2 separate regions of the Homo sapiens genome follow, and region 1 is linked to region 2. A link is an interaction called in ENCODE POLR2A ChIA-PET data of the cell type or tissue named here. Cell type or tissue: endothelial cell of umbilical vein. All regions are shown on one strand. Links, peaks and the distances in the headings refer to the core of each region. The heading gives the core; the rest is flanking DNA. Region 1 overlaps SYT17 (synaptotagmin 17). Region 2 overlaps ITPRIPL2 (ITPRIP like 2).

What was found. Peaks named below come from ENCODE experiments on the same cell type or tissue, not always from the same donor. Only the 100,000 strongest peaks of a DNase experiment are listed, where the experiment ranks them.
Region 1: POLR2A ChIA-PET joins it to region 2 with 5 read pairs; 4 of 35 experiments call an interaction of 5 or more read pairs at or near these places.

What each region holds. Positions count from the first base shown.
Region 1 is chr16:19,221,540-19,224,457 of GRCh38, forward strand. It overlaps SYT17 (synaptotagmin 17), which reads left to right. Exons shown (of 8, transcript NM_016524.4): 6 at 1,506-1,626. Among named protein-coding and RNA genes, the nearest start is that of SYT17, 55 kb to the left of the region's middle. In endothelial cell of umbilical vein, for the core only: a CTCF peak has its summit at 1,870 (motif pointing right); no DNase peak of the experiment used is centred there.
Region 2 is chr16:19,118,084-19,120,950 of GRCh38, forward strand. It overlaps ITPRIPL2 (ITPRIP like 2), which reads left to right. Exons shown (of 1, transcript NM_001034841.4): 1 at 1-2,867. Among named protein-coding and RNA genes, the nearest start is that of ITPRIPL2, 5.6 kb to the left of the region's middle. In endothelial cell of umbilical vein, for the core only: no CTCF peak of the experiment used is centred there; a DNase peak (open chromatin) is centred at 1,008; H3K4me3 peaks cover 364 bases; H3K27ac peaks cover 2,331 bases.

The DNA of each region.
Region 1 (2,918 bases), core at 98-2,597, 100 kb after region 2:
TTAACATGCGAGATTGTTTCTTGTTTGTTTGGGGACTAACTCACTCAGTACAGGAATCTTTTGGTTTGACTGTTCACCCTGTCAGTAGATGTTTATTGAGTATCTACTATGTGCTAGGCATTGTTCTAGAGCCGCTGGGTATTGTGCTAGGCATTTGGCATTAATTTGTTGAAATGACTGGCATCAAAAAAGATAGAGATGAAAGATAGATGATAAAGATAGATAATAGACATAGATAAATAGATGACTGACAGATAATAGATGGTTAGATTATAGATAGATGAGACAGTTAGATAGATAGATAGAGATGTTACCCTTTAAAGATACATATTGAAATATTACAAATAATATAATGACTGGGAGTTACTTCAGAGGAATATGGGGAGTTGAATGAAGGTGTAAGTGAGGGGAGATTCACCATGGGATGAGAATTTTTGAAGCTGAATGATGTTTGGGTACGAAGATGGTGGGGTATACTCTTCTGTCTGGTTTTGAATATGACTGGAAATTTCCCACACTAAAATGCTTGTTTTAATGTCCTCATCAGTTAAAGATGCATTCTGAAGGATATGCAGGTACAATGACACCATATCGAGGGCTTAGTTTAAAATATTCAGCTAAAACGTTTCACAAGTCAGAATATAGGTGAAATACCATTTGGCAAAATGTCGATAATTGTTACAATTTTGTGACGGATAGATGGAGATTTGTTATGCTAGTCTATTGTTTTGTATATGGCTGAAATTTTCTACAATACTTTTTTTTTTAAAAGGGGACAGAGAAGTGGGAGGCCTCCTGTTTTCTAGGTACCTTTGGCAGTATGGAGTCATGCACTTAGGTGTTCATGGGAATTTTCCACAGTGTGACAGAGCTGACATCAAGGGGATGGGTACTCTTCAACAAGGGATGTCACTGTGCCGAGTGTTGCTATCGTGAGGTTAGAAGCGTGGGATCTGCTGGGGACTCCAGGTTAAGAACAGATTTCTCACTCAGTTCCTCTGCAGGGCATTCTACCTCCCAGGTATCCTATTGGATGGCAGAATAACAGCAGTCAGAGTATCTGGAACCAAATCAGCCTCCCTGGGTTTAAGTACCAGCTCTACCACTTTCTTGCTGTGGCTTTGGACATGTTATTTAACCCTGTGAGCCTCGGTTTCCTCATCTGTTAAACAGAGTTAATACTAATACCTCACAGACTCATTAGTCATTACATGTAAAGCGCTTAGCGTAGTACATGGCAGTGAAGCATTTTTTAAAAAATTATTGCTGCTTTTGTTGTTATTGTTGTTGCTGTTGAGTGATCTAAGAGCGGAAAAAACTCAGAGATAGATGGACCACAATAATTAGAGGCAGAGATGAAAAGAAGTCACACACAGAGGCTCCCACTGTCAACTGATGCGCTCACAGCAACCTGTTTGTGAGCTGCTGCAATCAATTTCTTGTATGGTGGGTGCAAAAGGAATAAAAGGAGAAGGCAACTTCCTGATCATTTCCTTTCTCTACAGAATGAAGTGGAGCTGGGGGAGCTGCTTCTGTCACTGAATTATCTCCCAAGTGCTGGCAGACTGAATGTTGATGTCATTCGAGCCAAGCAACTTCTTCAGACAGATGTGAGCCAAGGTTCAGGTACCGTGTGATTCCCCTCTTCTCTCACTTTATTAATGGGGCATCTGTGTTTGTGTGGAGAACCCAGTTTTCTTTTTCCGTATCCTGGATGAGCATTACTCATCTCAGGATGAGGCAGGTAAATGATGCCATCTTAGTAACCCTATTGGAATTGGGGAGTTGACTGAGACTGGTTGTGATAACTACTGGAAACTTAAAACCTATTTGAACCCAAGGAAGTGACTTGGCCTTTCCAAATGCTATTCCTGCAATGTAGACGCCATCCTGCAGGTGGCGATAGTGTGCATTGACTATCCATTCTAATCAATGAGCGTGGAGGACACACCCTAAGGTTTTTCGCCAGCTCATTTCATGTGTGCCATAAATTTTTATGAATTCCAACTCTGAAAAGACTTGTATTTAAAGTGTGTATATTATAGCAAAAACCATTCAAACATGACTTTTAATGGAACGGAACAGATTCCATTCCATCTGCATGTTGCTTCTTCCATGACAGCAAAGGATATTACTGTGAAAGCAGCTGTAGTCAGGGATCTGTTCAGCTCAGTGGTGGAATTATTGTCTTCTCTAAGTGCGGTAGCTAAAATAAATTACTTTTGCAATAAGGTGACAGCTAGAAGACACCTTGCATTCTCAAAAGCCACATTATAAAAACAGAGGCTTAGAAAGGGCCAGTGGAGGCAATGGTATTAAGACTGAAGAGTTTCAGACTCACCACGATGGGAGAGTCAGTATGATAAAATCATTAAGGGTTTAGGAGTCAAATGATGTGGCTTACAAATGATGTGGCTTTAGGGAAGTTACTTAACCACTATGTGCCTCAATTTCTCAATCTCAAAAACTGACATAATAACAGTATTCATCTTGATAAGTTGTTTAAACAAATATTAAATTAGATAATGTACATGAATCCCTTTGTAAACTGTAAAATGATCTAAAAATGAATTATAATTCTGCCATCTCTATTCACCTGTATATGGGCTATGGGCTCACTGAAATGATAATGGGTTTCCACAGACAGAAATCCAGGGCAGGCTCTGAGTCTGGTTCTGTGTCCACCAGCAAGATCTTTAAAAACTGATTTCTCACCTTGAGTCCTCAGTTTTCTTATCTGTAAAATGAACACAATGCTGACATATGGGAGGAGCTCAACAAATATTAGATGGCTAAAGGAAGAAGGAAGGGGATAAGCAGATGAATGGGAAAATGGATGGATAATAGATGGATGGATGGTTGAACTGTCAAATAGATGAGAAATTGGATGGATAGAAAATGGATAGATAAAAGTATGG
Region 2 (2,867 bases), core at 1-2,500:
ATATATATATATATTTCCATACTCAACCACAACTTCCTCTGTACTCATTGTTTACTACAGTGGGGGACATCAAGGGTTGGAAGGATTATAAAGCTTTAAGGCTGGGCGTGGTGGCTCACGCCTGTAATCCCAGCACTTTGGGAGGCGAGGTGGGCGGATCACCTGAGGTCAGGAGTTCAAGACCAGCCTAGCCAACATAGTGAAACTCTGTCTCTACTAAAAAATACAAAAATTAGCTGGGCGTGGTGGCGGGCGCCTGTAATCCCAGATACTCGGGAGGCTAAGGCAGGAGAATCACTTGAACCCGGGAGGTGAAGGTTGCAGAGAGCCAAGATCACACCACTGCACTCCAGCCTGGGTGACCGAGCGAGACTCCGTCTCAAAAAAAAAAAAAAAAAGCTTTAAAAAGCTGAATTTTAGAAATATTTCTAGCAGTGTCAGTGAGTTCCTCTTTTAATAGTGTTTTAAAGTATAAATCTGGTAACATACTGTTCTTGTAGTTTTTTGTTAGTTTTGTTTTTCAGGTTAATTACCCAAAGCCTCATCCATCCTCAAGGTTTTTAAATTTTATTTTTTTAAAATAAATTGTGCATTGTATTTGTGAATTTTTAAAATATTACTGTTTTATTTAAATGCCATGCTGAGCAATTGTTCTCTGTACATGGTAACCAAAACTTAGAGATTTCGATCAATTTTGATCAATGTTTAGTAAACCAAAACATGTACTGTGTACAACGGAAATAATATGGCATATTAGCCAGGCATGATGGTTGCCCAAGACAGTTAAATTAAGCTCAATTCTGTATTTTATTAGGGCTCTGTTATGTCCTTCATCTGAAATGTACACATTTTTGGTGTATGCTTGGTACTGGAGATTCATATATGCAAATATTCTCATGCAAGAAGTTCCACAGTAACAACAGCAAAAAGAAAAAATTAGTTGTCCAGCCAGTGCTGGAGGAAAATGTTTCTGGGGAAGATGACTCAGTCATTTTGTGGCGAGACACCCTTTGGTAACTCCCACTGACCAGTCTTGGGAGCCTTCCTGGAATGATCGTGGGCTGAGCGGAGATGTTTTTTGCAAAATGAAACTGAAGCTGAAAGAAAGGAGAATTCGAGTGAACCAAGAGAAATCCAAAGACCTGGGGAAGGAGGACTTAAGATGAAAGTGAAGCAAGAGAGGGAAGGGGAAATGAAGTGAAAATGGCGTGAGGGTGTGAGAGAGGTTTGGGTTAGGAAACATGTTTTTAGTGCTATTTCCAACCAGGGGTCGCAAACTCAGCAGCCTGTAGAAACAGGGGTGGGAGGTGGGGGGGAAGCTGTGCCCACCTTTAAAGAGGGGGCCATTGCTCAGCCATGCAGAAAAAAATGGGGCAACAAGCTGGAAATCAGGTTTTTTTTTTTTAAAGTGAAACTTGATGATTTTTAAACAAGTAATTAAAAAAATGTCCAAAACACCATGTGGGCCAAACATTTGTTTGAGCCTGGGGGCCACCAGTTTGCGACCACTGCCTTACGTAGTTAACACCCTGAGTATGTATACAGTCATATTTTTTGTTTTGGATATGGTAGTGTTATATATACTTGGGGGCGTGATATTTGAAGTCATCTTTATCTCTCAGAGTTAAGCTTTATTGTAGAAGAAAAAAAAAAAAGTTAACACAGCCATAGATAACACTTAACTCACAGTTCCCAGGAGGACACTTGATCTCGAAGCTGCTCTTTTTGAGTCAGATCCTACATCAAACCACTTAGGGCCAGTTTTTGGCATTTCCTTCCTGGTGATTTGGGGTAAACTTCTTTGCTCTGTCGGAGTTTGCAGATGAGTAATCAGAAGGATTGCAGAATAACTTGTTTCTTTGTATTTTATTCTTACATTTAAATTAATTTTGGGGGGTTAGTGGTATCCTAGCTCGTGCCTTTACAGGGATGATTGGTGGCTAGATTTGGGGTGCAAGCTTCTTAGGCTCATACCATTTCAACTACCAAGAACACAGGTTTTTGTTTTTGTTTTTTGAGACAGGGTCTCAGTCTGTTGCCCAGGCTGGAGTGCAGTGGCAAGATTGCAGCTCATTGCAGCCTTGACCTCCTGGGCTCAAGCGATCCTCCTGCCTCGGCCTCCCAACTAGCTGGGACCACAGGTATGTGCCACTACACCCAGCGAATTTTTAAATTATTTGTAGAGTCAGGGTCTCCCTATGTTGCCCAGGCTGGTCTTGAACTACTGGACTCAAGCCATCCTCCCACCTCGGCCTCCCAAAGTGTTGGGATTATAGGCGCGAGCCACCACACCTGGCCTAAAAGCGTCGTTCTGATCAGACTTCACCCCTGAATGTTTCTATCATTTTCTTTTCTTTTTTTTTTTTTTTCGAGACAGAGTTTTGCTCTTGTTTTACAGGCTGGGGTGCGGTGGGATGATCTTGGCTCACTGCAATCTCCTCCTCCCAGGTTCAAGTGATTCTTGGGCCTTAGCCTCCCGAGTAGCTGGGATTACAGGCACCTGCCACCACGCCTGGCTAATATATATATATATATATATATATTTTTTTTTTTTTTTTTTAGTAGAGATGGGGTTTCATCATGTTGGCCAGGCTGGTCTCGAACTCCTGACCTCAGGTGATCTACCTGCCTCGGCCTCCCAAAGTGCAGGGATTACAGGTGTGAGTGAGCCACCGCGGCCGGCCTCTATCATTTTCTGACTCAGCAGCTCCACCAAAATTGACATCCTAGCAAACACTGTGAAGGAATTAACCTAAGTGCTTCCAGAGCATCTCATGTAACCTCTATGGAGTAAGTCACTTTTTCTGTAACATGTGGCTTTTGACCTTGATGAAGACTTTGACTTCTCATCCCTGTCTACATGGAGG